Regions from separate parts of the Homo sapiens genome. Here region 2 is linked to region 1. The links are chromatin contacts, found by Hi-C or POLR2A ChIA-PET in ENCODE. All regions are on one chromosome and are shown on one strand. Each heading gives the region's core, a stretch centred on a gene start or an enhancer-like site at or near the end of the contact. The rest is flanking DNA. Distances are from core to core; before and after follow the strand shown.

The links. A loop is a pair of places that touch in the nucleus more often than their neighbours do. ChIA-PET counts read pairs that join two places held with the same protein, here RNA polymerase II (POLR2A). Pooled maps may share reads with other maps.
Region 2: a loop to region 1 is called in a pooled map, with 3 times the contacts of the local background. The contact joins two enhancer-like sites. A Hi-C loop is called at or near these places in 4 of 50 pooled maps. POLR2A ChIA-PET finds 5 or more read pairs at or near these places in 3 of 52 experiments (HEK293T, WTC11 and activated naive CD4-positive, alpha-beta T cell).

The regions. Positions count from the first base shown.
Region 1 is chr10:23,410,052-23,415,336 of GRCh38, forward strand. No RefSeq gene overlaps it. Among named protein-coding and RNA genes, the nearest start is that of OTUD1, 26 kb to the right of the region's middle. RefSeq lists an enhancer at 1-444 and silencers at 2,195-2,395, 2,395-2,595. Within about 2 kb of position 2,305, at least 2 of the 41 ENCODE cell types and tissues checked have a DNase peak (open chromatin) inside an H3K27ac peak, as active enhancers do.
Region 2 is chr10:23,512,118-23,517,402 of GRCh38, forward strand. No RefSeq gene overlaps it. Among named protein-coding and RNA genes, the nearest start is that of OTUD1, 76 kb to the left of the region's middle. RefSeq lists a silencer at 1-13 and an enhancer at 1-1,114. Within about 2 kb of position 2,419, at least 2 of the 41 ENCODE cell types and tissues checked have a DNase peak (open chromatin) inside an H3K27ac peak, as active enhancers do.

The sequences.
Region 1 (5,285 bases), core at 1,055-3,554:
AAATATGCTTACTACAGTTCACTTAGGCATTCAAACAATTAATGATTGACCTCTCTCAACTGGATAAATACAATATTTATAGGATAATACACTCTCCTTTTAATTGACAAGGTTTTTAGATGGGTCCTAGAAATGTCACTCAAGAAAAGCACTAAAAGACCTTCAGAATCAACATGAATTAAGACGCATCTTCATCACAATAGATACTGAGAATAGATCTCAAGATGTATTCATGAGACTAAATGGAATTTACTTTCTTCCCAGGAAAGTCTTTAGACTGAAAAAGGCAATATGTATGACACGCCAGTTAAAAGAATGCCAGGCCGGGCGCGGTGGCTCATGCCTGTAATCCCAGCACTTTGGGAGGTCGAGGCGGGCGGATCACGAGGTCAGGAGATCGAAACCATCCTGACTAACAGGATGAAACCCCGTCTCTACTAAAAATACAAAAAATTAGCCGGGCGTGGTGGCGGGCGCCTGTCGTGCCAGCTACTCGGGAGACTGAGGCAGGAGAATGGTGTGAACCTGGGAGGAGGAGCTTGCAGTGAGCAGAGATCACACCACTGCACTCCAGCCTGGGCCACAGAGCGAGACTCCATCTCAAAAAAATAAATAAATAAATAAAGAGAGTGTCCTTGGTGGGGCATGGTGGCTAATGCCTGTAACTCCAGCACTTTGGGAGGTTGAGGCAGGAGAATCACTTGAGCCCAGAAGTTTGAGACCAGCCTGAGAAACATAGCAAGACCTTGTCTCCACAAATGATTAAAAAAATAGCCAGGCATGGTGGCTTGCACCTGTGGTCCAGGCTACTCGGGAGGCTTAGGTGAGAGAATTGCTTGAGCCTGGGAGGTCAAGGCTGCAGTGTGTTCTACTGCACTCCAGCCTGGGCAACATAATGAGACCCCCCCTCTCAAAAAAAAAAAAAAAAAAAAAAAAGAGTGTGTCCTCTGGAATAGGACTGTCTTAGATTCAAGTCTCTACCCTGCCACTTACTATGTATTCTATGCTTCAGTTTCTTCACCTGTAAAGTGGTGGAAATAATAGTATCTATGCCATAAAGTGATTGTGAAGTTCAACTAAGTGAATACATGTAAAAATCTTAGAACAGTGGCTGGGACATACTAAGGGCTCAATAAATATTAGTCACTATCATGTGGTTTTTGTCCAAAAGTTGTATTAAAAATAATATTTCCAGCCTGGCATGGTGGCTCATGTCTGTAATCCCAGCGCTTTGGAAGGCTGAGGTGAGTGGATCACCTGAGATCAGGAGTTCGAGACCAGCCTGGCCAACATGGTGAAACCCTGTCTCTACTAAAAATACAAAAAAAATTAGCCAGGCCTAATGGTACACTCCTGTAATCCCAACTACACGGGAGGCTGAAACAGAAGCATAGCTTGAACTCGGAAGGTGGAGGTTGCAGTGAACCGAGATTGCACCATTGCACTCCAGCCTGGGCTACAGAGCAAGACTCCATCTCAAATAACAACAACAACAACAACAACAACAACAATAATAATAATAATAATAATATTTCTGGGCTGGGCACGGTGGCTCACACCTGTAATCCCAGCACTTTGGGAGGCAGAGGCGGGTGGATCACTTGAGGCCAGGAGTTCGAGACCTACCTGGCCAACGTGGTGAGACCCTGTCTCTACTAAAAATATAAAAATTAGCCAGGTGTGGTGGCAACATGCCTGTAATCTTAGCCACTCAGGAGGCTGAGGCAGGAAAATCGCTGGAACCCGGAAGGCAGAGGTTGCAGTGTGCCAAGATCATGCCACTGAACTCCAGCCTGGGCAACAGAGCGAGACGTTGTCTCAAAAAAATAAATAAATAAAATAAAATAAAAAATAAATAAATAAAAATTTCCAGAGCTAACATTAATCAGATAATTTCTCAAGCAGTGGATTGAGAAAAAGTTGACTCCCTTCTCTGCCTGCCATTTTTTTTAAGCTTGTTTGTTTTTAAATAAAGGTCATTTGATCTTGCTTTTATTATTGAGTAAATAGAGATCCACTAGAGTGCCTTTCTCCCTAGCGGGTTTTTCAGTAATATGAAAACTGCTGTGTGGCTAAAACCTTGCTTCTTGGGACGAGTATTTTTTTAAGTATCAAATAATGACCGATAGAATTTAGTGATATACTAAGAATATTCTGCCTTTGTCTTTGCTATCATACTCAGAAAGAATCCATTAGACTAATCAATATAATGTTATGGTTGCCAAGTTGCAAAGTACCATATCCCTAAGGTTGATGCGAAGCGACCACAGTTTTAGCAATGCTTCTTGACTCATCTTTTATCTCTGAGTCATTTGTCACCACCCAAACTCTTGCCAAAGTTAATCCCCTTCTGAGAAAATGCCCAAGTAAATGATACAGTGTGGTATTTTTGAGTCTCTGATCTCACTTCAAGAGCCAGAGATGGAGAAAAATCTCTGTCTGGAAAAAACAAAAAGGAAAAGGAAAATCACAGTCAAAAGGAAGCCCTGCAGAAAAAGAGAAGTTGCTATTTTCCATCAACTATTTTGAGATCATTTGTTTCCCTATCCCTGTGTTCTTTTGTTTTCTAAGCTTAGCTCTGGAGGAGCATGAGTGCCTAGAATGGGAAGGAGAGATCACATTCAGATTTAAAAGAAAAATAGAGGCCGGGCACGGTGGCTCACACCTGTAATCCCAGCACTTTGGGAGGACGAGGTGGGTGGATCAGCTGAGGTCGGGAGTTCGAGAACAGCCTGACCAACATGGAGAAACCCCGTCTCTATTAAAATTACAACATTAGCAGAGTGTGGTGGTGCTGAGGCAGCAGAATTGCTTGAACTCGGGAGGCGGAGGTTGTAGTGAACCGAGATCACCCCATTGCACTCCAGCCTGGGCAACAAGAGTGAAACTCCATCTCAAAAAAAAAAAAAAAAAAGAAACAAACAAAACAAAAAGAAAAGAAAAGAAAGAAATAAATGTTTGAGATGATGGATATGTTAATTACCCGGATCAGATCACTGTACATTGTTTGTATTGCAATATTACTATGTACCCTATAAATATGTACAATTATTACATGTCAATTTCAAAAGTTAGAGAAACAGGAAAAAAAGCAATAGAGCCAGTTAAAGGAAAGTGCCACATTTTGAGGAAGGAGGTAGGAGAATGAAAAAGTTTTGGAGACAAGAGTGTGTTGTGTCATGGAGAAAGAAATGACAGAGAAGAGACCAAGAGGAAAGAGGAAAAGGATGAGAGGGTGATGGAGCCTGAGAGAGTAGAGACTTGTTCTAGTCAGTACTTCAACTGAGCATAATATGCCTCTTCATTCTTTTTTAACAGCTTTATTAAGATATCACTCACAGGGCCGGGCGTGGTGGCTCACACCTGTAATCTCAGCACTTTGGGAGGCTGAGGGGGGCAGATCACCTGAGGTCAGGAGTTCAAGACCACCCTGGCCAACATGGATGAAACCCCGTCTCTACTAAAAATACAAAAAATTAGCTGGTCATGGTGGCAGGTGCCTGTAATCCCAGCTGCTCAGGAGGCTGAGGCAGGAGAATCGCTTGAACCTGGGAGGCAGAGGTTGCAGTGAGCTGAGATCGCGCCACTGCACTCCATCCTGGGTGACAAGAGCGAAACTCCATCTCAAAAAAAAAAAAAAGATATCACTCACATGCCATGAAGTCTACCAGTTAAAGGCGTCTATTCAATGTTGTAAAATATATTTACAGCATTGTGCAACCATCACCATAATCTAATTTTAGAACATTTCTATTGTCCTAAAAAGAAAACTTGTACCTATTAGCAATCACTTCTCACTTCCCCATTCTCCCTCCAGTCCTAGGCAACTGCTAAATCTATTTTCTGTCTCTTGTAGATTTGACTATTCTGAACATTTCATGGAAATCAGATCTTACATTTGTGGTTATTTTTGACTGACTTCTTTCACTTAGGTCAATGGTTTTGAGGTTCATCTATGTTGTAACCTACATCACTACTTATTCTATTGCTAATTTTCCATCGTGTTTTATGTCACACTTTATTTATCCATTCATCAGCTGATGGATATTTGAGTTGCTTTCAGTTTCTGAGTTTTATAAATAATGCTGCTATGAACATTTGTGTCTGATTTTTTGTGTGTACATGTTTTCACTTCTCTTGTGTGTATAGCTAGGAGTGAAATTCTTATGTCAGGCTGGGTGCGGTGGCTCACGCCTGTAATCCCAACACTTTGGGAGGCCGAGGTGGGCAGATCACCTGAGGTCAGGAGTTTGGGATCAGCCTTGCCAACATGACGAAACCCTCTCTCTACTAAAAATATAAAAATTAGCTGGGCATGGTGGGTGCCCGCTTGTAATCCCAGCTACTCAAGAGACTGAGGCAGGAGAATCGCTTGAACCCGGGAGGCAGAGGTTGCAGTGAACCGAGATCACACCACTGTACTCCAGCCTGGGAGACAGAGTGAAACTCTGCCTCAAAAAAAAGAAAAAGAAATTCTTATGTCATATGGTAACTCTCTATTTATCCTTTTGAGGAACTACCAAATTGTTTTCCAAAGTGGCTGTACCACTTCGCATTCCCACCTGTACTATATAAGAGTTCTAATTTCTTTACATACTGGCCAGCACTTCTTATTGTCTTGTTTCTTAGACTTTATTGAGACATAATTCACATACAATACAATTCACCCACTAAACATGTTTAGTATATTCGCAGAGTTATCAACCACCACCATAACCAATTTTAGAACATTTTCATCATCCCAAAAAGAAACCTGTACTCATTAGAAATCACTTTCCATTTCCCCCAACTTTTCCATTCCCCAGCCCCAGGCAACCAACTAACCTACTTTCCCTCTCTACAGACTTTTAATTATGGGCTTTTGATTATAGGCAGTTGAATGGGTAAGACACGGTAGCTTCTGGTTTTCATTCACATTTCCATAGAGATTAATGGTGCTAAGCATCTTTTCATGTGCATATTAGCCACTCATACATTTCCTTTGGAAAAATGTTTCTTAAGATCTCTTGCCTATTTTTAAAATTTGGGTTGTCTTTTTGGTTTTTGTTTGTTTGATTCTGTGTGTTTTTTGAGACAGGGTCTCACTCTGTTGCCCTGGCTGGAGTGCAGTGGTGCTATCACAACTCATTACAGTCTCAACCTCTCCAGGCTCAGCTGATCCTCCCACTTCAGCTTCCCAAATAGCTGGGACTACAAGCTTGTGCCACCATGTCTGGCCAAACTGCTTTATTTTTTGTAGAGATGGAGTCACACCATATTGCTCAGAGTGGTTTCTCACACCTGGG
Region 2 (5,285 bases), core at 1,169-3,668, 100 kb after region 1:
ATGTAGCTTAGTGGAGTACCAAGGACTTGCAACTTGAATCTGATTTTATTTTATTTTTTAAACAAGTAATTATGACTCAAGAGAAGAATCAATGGATATATCTATACTTATACATATACAATGGATATATCTATACTTATACAAAATGAACTCATGTGTATGTTTGTTTTGCTCCCTTAGAAATAATATCCTGTTATTTGTACCAATGTTCCGGAAATCTGCAAGCCTGGTTAACTCAGTAAGAGAATGCACATGGACGCCAGTTCACATTTATTGATTTGGTAGAGAGAGAAAGCAAGAATACAGTAGTCCCAGCATATTTAGTTTTTGCTTTCTGTGGTTTCGTTTATCCTTGGTCAACCACAATCTGAAAATATTAAATGGAAAACTCCAGAACTAAACAATTCATCAGTTTTAAATGTCACGCTGTTCTGAGTAACATGATGAAATCTTGCGTCATCCTGCTCCATCCTGCTCAGGGTGTGACTCATCCCTCAGTCCAGCGGATCCCTTTGGTCACTTAGCTGTCTCGGTTGTCAGATCAACTGTCCTGTTGTCGCATTGCTTGTGTTTGTCACCCTTATTTCACTTAATAATGATCCCAAAGCACAAATAGTGTACTGGCTATTGTTGCTAATCCCTTACTGTGCCTAGTTTATAAATTGAACTTTATCATAGGGATGTGTGTATTAAGAAAACATAGCATATATAGGATTGGGTTCTACTAAGGGTTTCGGGCATCCACAAGGAGTCTTGGAACTTATCCCCTGTGGATAAGAGGGAACTACTGTGCTGTGAGTAATGCCTGTGTCCTGTCACCCTTCTGAAAGGTCACCACAAACGGGGTTTGAAGCAAAGCATTGTCTTGAGAAGAAATAATCAGAATTGACCAAATAATTCACATCATATTGTTACCGGGGGGTCCTTGCTCTCAGAACTCCCAAGATGGTTGTGGGCCACTTCCAAGATGGCAGCAAGCCTCTTGTTCTCTAACCTGGCATTCTTGGCCTCATGGATTCCAAGGAATAGAATCTTGGGCCAGGCGGTGAGTGTTATAGCTCTATTAGAAGCCATGGGTCACGGAAGAGAACCGTAGAACCCAGCAACTAGTATTCAGCTCGATTAGGACGAACCCAGGCACTTAACTGTGCAGCAACAATGGCAAGCCTTTATCCCATTGGGCGCCCCGCTGGATCAGAAGCACAGCAGACACCCTGCCGGATCCGGAGTGGTGAAAGTCAGTGACGGGTCTGCGACAGAGGCAAACAGCAGTAGTGGACGGCGAGTGAAAGCTCAGCTCCAGCCGTAACAAACATGGACCAGAAGAGTGTGCAGCTGCAAGATTTAATAGAGTGAAAATAGAGCTCCCATACAAAGCGAGGGGATCCAAAGCAGGTGGCCATTGCTGGCCGGAATGCCTGGGTTTATATCCTGATCATTGTCCCTCCCCCTGTGCTCTCAGGCAATAGATGATTGGCTATTTCTTTACCTGCTGTTTTTGCCTAATTAGCGTTTTAGTGAGCTCTCTTTACTACCTGATTGGTCGGGTATGAGCTAAGTTGCAAGCCCCGTGTTTAAAGGTGGATGCAGTCACCTTCCCAGCTAGGCTTAGGGATTCTTAGTCTGCCCAGGAAATCCAGCTAGTCCTGTCTATCAATATGACTATACCAGAACGTTTCTATGCCTTTAAATGTCTAAAGAGCTCTCTAGGTATAAGGATTATACAACTATTCTTTGAGTCAACAGAATTTATAAGAAGTTTGAGTTGGGCATGGTGACTCATACTTGTAATCCCAGCACTTCGGGAGGCCAAGGCGGGCGGATCACAAGGTCAGGAGTTCAAGACCAGCCTGGCAAAGATGGTGAAACCCCATCTCTACTAAAAAAAAAAATACAAAAAAATTAGCCAGGCACGGTGGCAGGTGCCTATAATCTTAGCTACTCAGGAGGCTGAGACAGAGAATTACTTGAGCCGAGGAGGCAGAGGTTGCAGTGAGCCAAGATGGCGCCACTGCACTCCAGCCTGGGCGACAAAGTGAGACTCTGTCTCAAAAAAAAAAGTTTGTTTCAAGGTCACTGTGATCTTGAAGCAAGCTGGCACACAAGCAATCTCCAAATGGCTCTTCCTGTGGTCCCAAACTATTGTGAGGTGGCTCAGGAACTCCAAGGGACACCCCAGGAGTATGAAGACAGGAGGACAATCAATGTCCGTGGCTGCATTGTGTGGCCTCTCTGACTTTCTTTCCCTAATGCCTGAGATGTCCATGGGACCCCCACACAGCCCACGACAATGGAAAAGCCTGTTGGGCTGTTTTGCTTTTTCCCATGGTTTAGTTGACTAGCAGGTCTGAGATGGTGCCATCTTTCTTAGAATTGAATTTGTGGTTTATCTGACTCACAAACCATCAATGAATGACGAATTCATTTACAAACACTTGATAAGAATCTACTAGGTGCTTGGGTTGAAGTGACAGAGGCTATTAAGAAATGGTTCCTGCCCTGAAGAAATTTACAGGATGGTGCAGGAGTCAGAGGAGTCAATAAATCTGTTTAATACAATATGATGAGGTCAATGTGGACAGAGAGGGAGCGTGTAGCCAACCTTGGGAATGTTGGGGAGAGGGTCAGAAAGGTGGTCCTGGAAGAAGTGACCTCAGACTTAAGGAATAAGAGATTTGCTGGTTTGCCAAGTAAAGTTTCCTCAACCACAAGAGAAAAGCAAAGCTTAGGTATTCTTTAGTTAGGAACAGAGCAAGAGTAGCTCCTTCCTCTTATTACCCCCATACTACACAATGTAAGGTGTAGTTCTTTTCTTTTCTTTTCTTTCTTCCTTCCTTCCTTCTTTCCTTCCTTCCTTCCTTTCTCCTTCCTTCCTTCCTTCTTTCCCTCACCTCCTTCTTCCATCCTCTCTCTCTCTCTCTTTCTTTCCTTCTTTCTTTCTCTTTCCCTCTTTCTTTTCTTTCTTTCCTTCTTTTTGCTCTCTCTCTCTCTTTCTTTCTTTCTTTCCTCTTTTTTTTTTTTTTTTTTTTTTTTTGAGACAGGGTCTCACTCTGTCACCCAGGCTGGAGTGCAGTGGCATCATCACGTCTCACTGCAGCCTCAACTTCCCCGGCTCAAGTGATCCTTCCTCCTCAGCCTCCCGAGTAACTGTGACTACAGGCACATTATCACTCCGCTTGGCTAGTTTTTTTATTCTTTGTAGTGATGGGGTCTCCCCATGTTGCCCAGAATGGTCTTCAACTCCTGGGCTCAAGTGATCCTCGCACCTTGGCCTCCCAAAGTGCTGGGATTGCAGTCATGAGCCACCATGCCTGGCCTGGTGTAGCTGTTTCTTGAAGCAAACTTTTCCACTTGATTCTCCTGGTTTTTGTTTTCTTTTTATTACTGTGACAACTTAGCCCCTACTAATATGTACAGTCTTATTTTCAGAAGCAAAAGGATTTCATCTTCTGAATGGCTTAGATATTGTATATCATAATTGACATCTAGAAAGTGCATGCTCCATCTTCCACTGCTGGACCAAGGCTGATTTGCCCAGAGAAGATGTCACAGGAGGGTGACAATGGATATTGCATGTTCAGTCAGTCTCCTCTCAGGCAACATATCAACTGGAAAAGACTTATAGTGGCTGCAGTCTGAATCTCAGGCTGGGATCCGGGTCAAACAATGCATCTTATAACTGCAGTGATTAGAGCAAAGCCTTGACCATTTGCTTTGAACTCCATTGATGAGTATAGGAATTCAAACAATGAATGGAAATGAAGGATAGCTTTAGATTGGAGGCATGGAAAATAGATGGCAAGCTCTGAGAGTTTGCAGGGACAAAGTGTTCTTGATCTTCACTCCAGTGAATTGACATCTTCCCACATTTTGAAAATTTTTATTTTTACCATTGAAAAGAAACAATTCAATTTAACGTGACTTCACTGAGTGTTCACTCTTAGGAAGCTACTTTAATGAGTACTGGGTTTAGAAGGATGAAAAAGACTTATTTTTGCTTCAAATTGCTTTCAATGTAGATGGACTCTTGAATGTATAACCATAATGCAATGACAGAGTGAATTTCGCTAATAGGTGAAAAAATTATATTTCTGTGATCTTATTACCCCTGATTCCAAGACAAAGTGTGATAAAATGCAGGAGTCACAGCCAGGCCCATATCTCCCCAGAGCTGTTTGTTCCATAATTTTGCCTGTATGCTACACTTCCAGATCCCAGTCATCATTAATATCTATGGATTTACTTTAGCACTTTTGTGGAATTCTGCAGCCACATGCAGACTCAGCTCCATAATTGACACAAATAGACGGTCTCCAAACTCCCTGTTCCCGGAATCCCCACCTCTGCTCAGTGTCTCCTCACTCCCAACACTAACCTTGGCCCCAGTTTATTCTGTCTTTGATTTGTCCTCTTCCTCTGCCATTCAAAATCATTTATTCAAGTCCTACCATTCTTGAACCTCCGTGGGTTTTAGCAAGGTGTAGCTAAAATAAAAAATGGAAAAAGCGCTCCTTGGAGCTGCAACCTGGGCAATTTAAACCATTAGTGCAAATTTCAACAGTAGAGACAGAATCCTGAAAGAACTGAGGGTGGCAGTAGAGGAACAAGCATGCTATCTGGCCTTGGTGCTGAAAACAGCCAGATACAGGAATTCCAGCTTCATTCAATTTTCTCTCACAGATGGATTATTTCTCTTCACGTTTCCATTTCTCTTCTTTTTACCCCTTTTTAATTCAGCTTTTTGTCTTTTCTCCCTGATTCTCTTCCTCCATGTCTTCTCAACTGCTTTTGAAGAGTGTGCAATTGGAGATATCATTTCTAGTTTTTTTTTCTTCTTTCCATCAAGAAATATTAAATCTGACATCCTATGCCTTTTCATCCACTAAAGACTTAAATAAATAGGCTCTACAAACTTATATAACGAAGTTCATTCTCTGTCATCTTTAATGCAAAACTTAGAGAACTAATACTGGGCAGGTAAAATTAGAGAAGATATGGATTTAGGGAATTGCCTGTAGAGTTTTTAGCAAGCAGCCAAACTACTTAAGTATCTGCATGAGGGGTTGGCTAACTACGGCTGGTGGTTCAAAACTAGTCTGTTGCTTGCTTTTGTAAATAAAGTTTTATTGGAACATAGCCATTCTCACTTCTCTACATATTATCTCCCAGTGCTTTTGCACTTCAGTGGCAGAGTTGAGTAGTTGTGACAGAGCTGTATGGCCTGCAAATCTTTAAATATTTACTTTCCGGCCCTTTCCAGAATTTGCTGACCCCTGCTCTAGGTG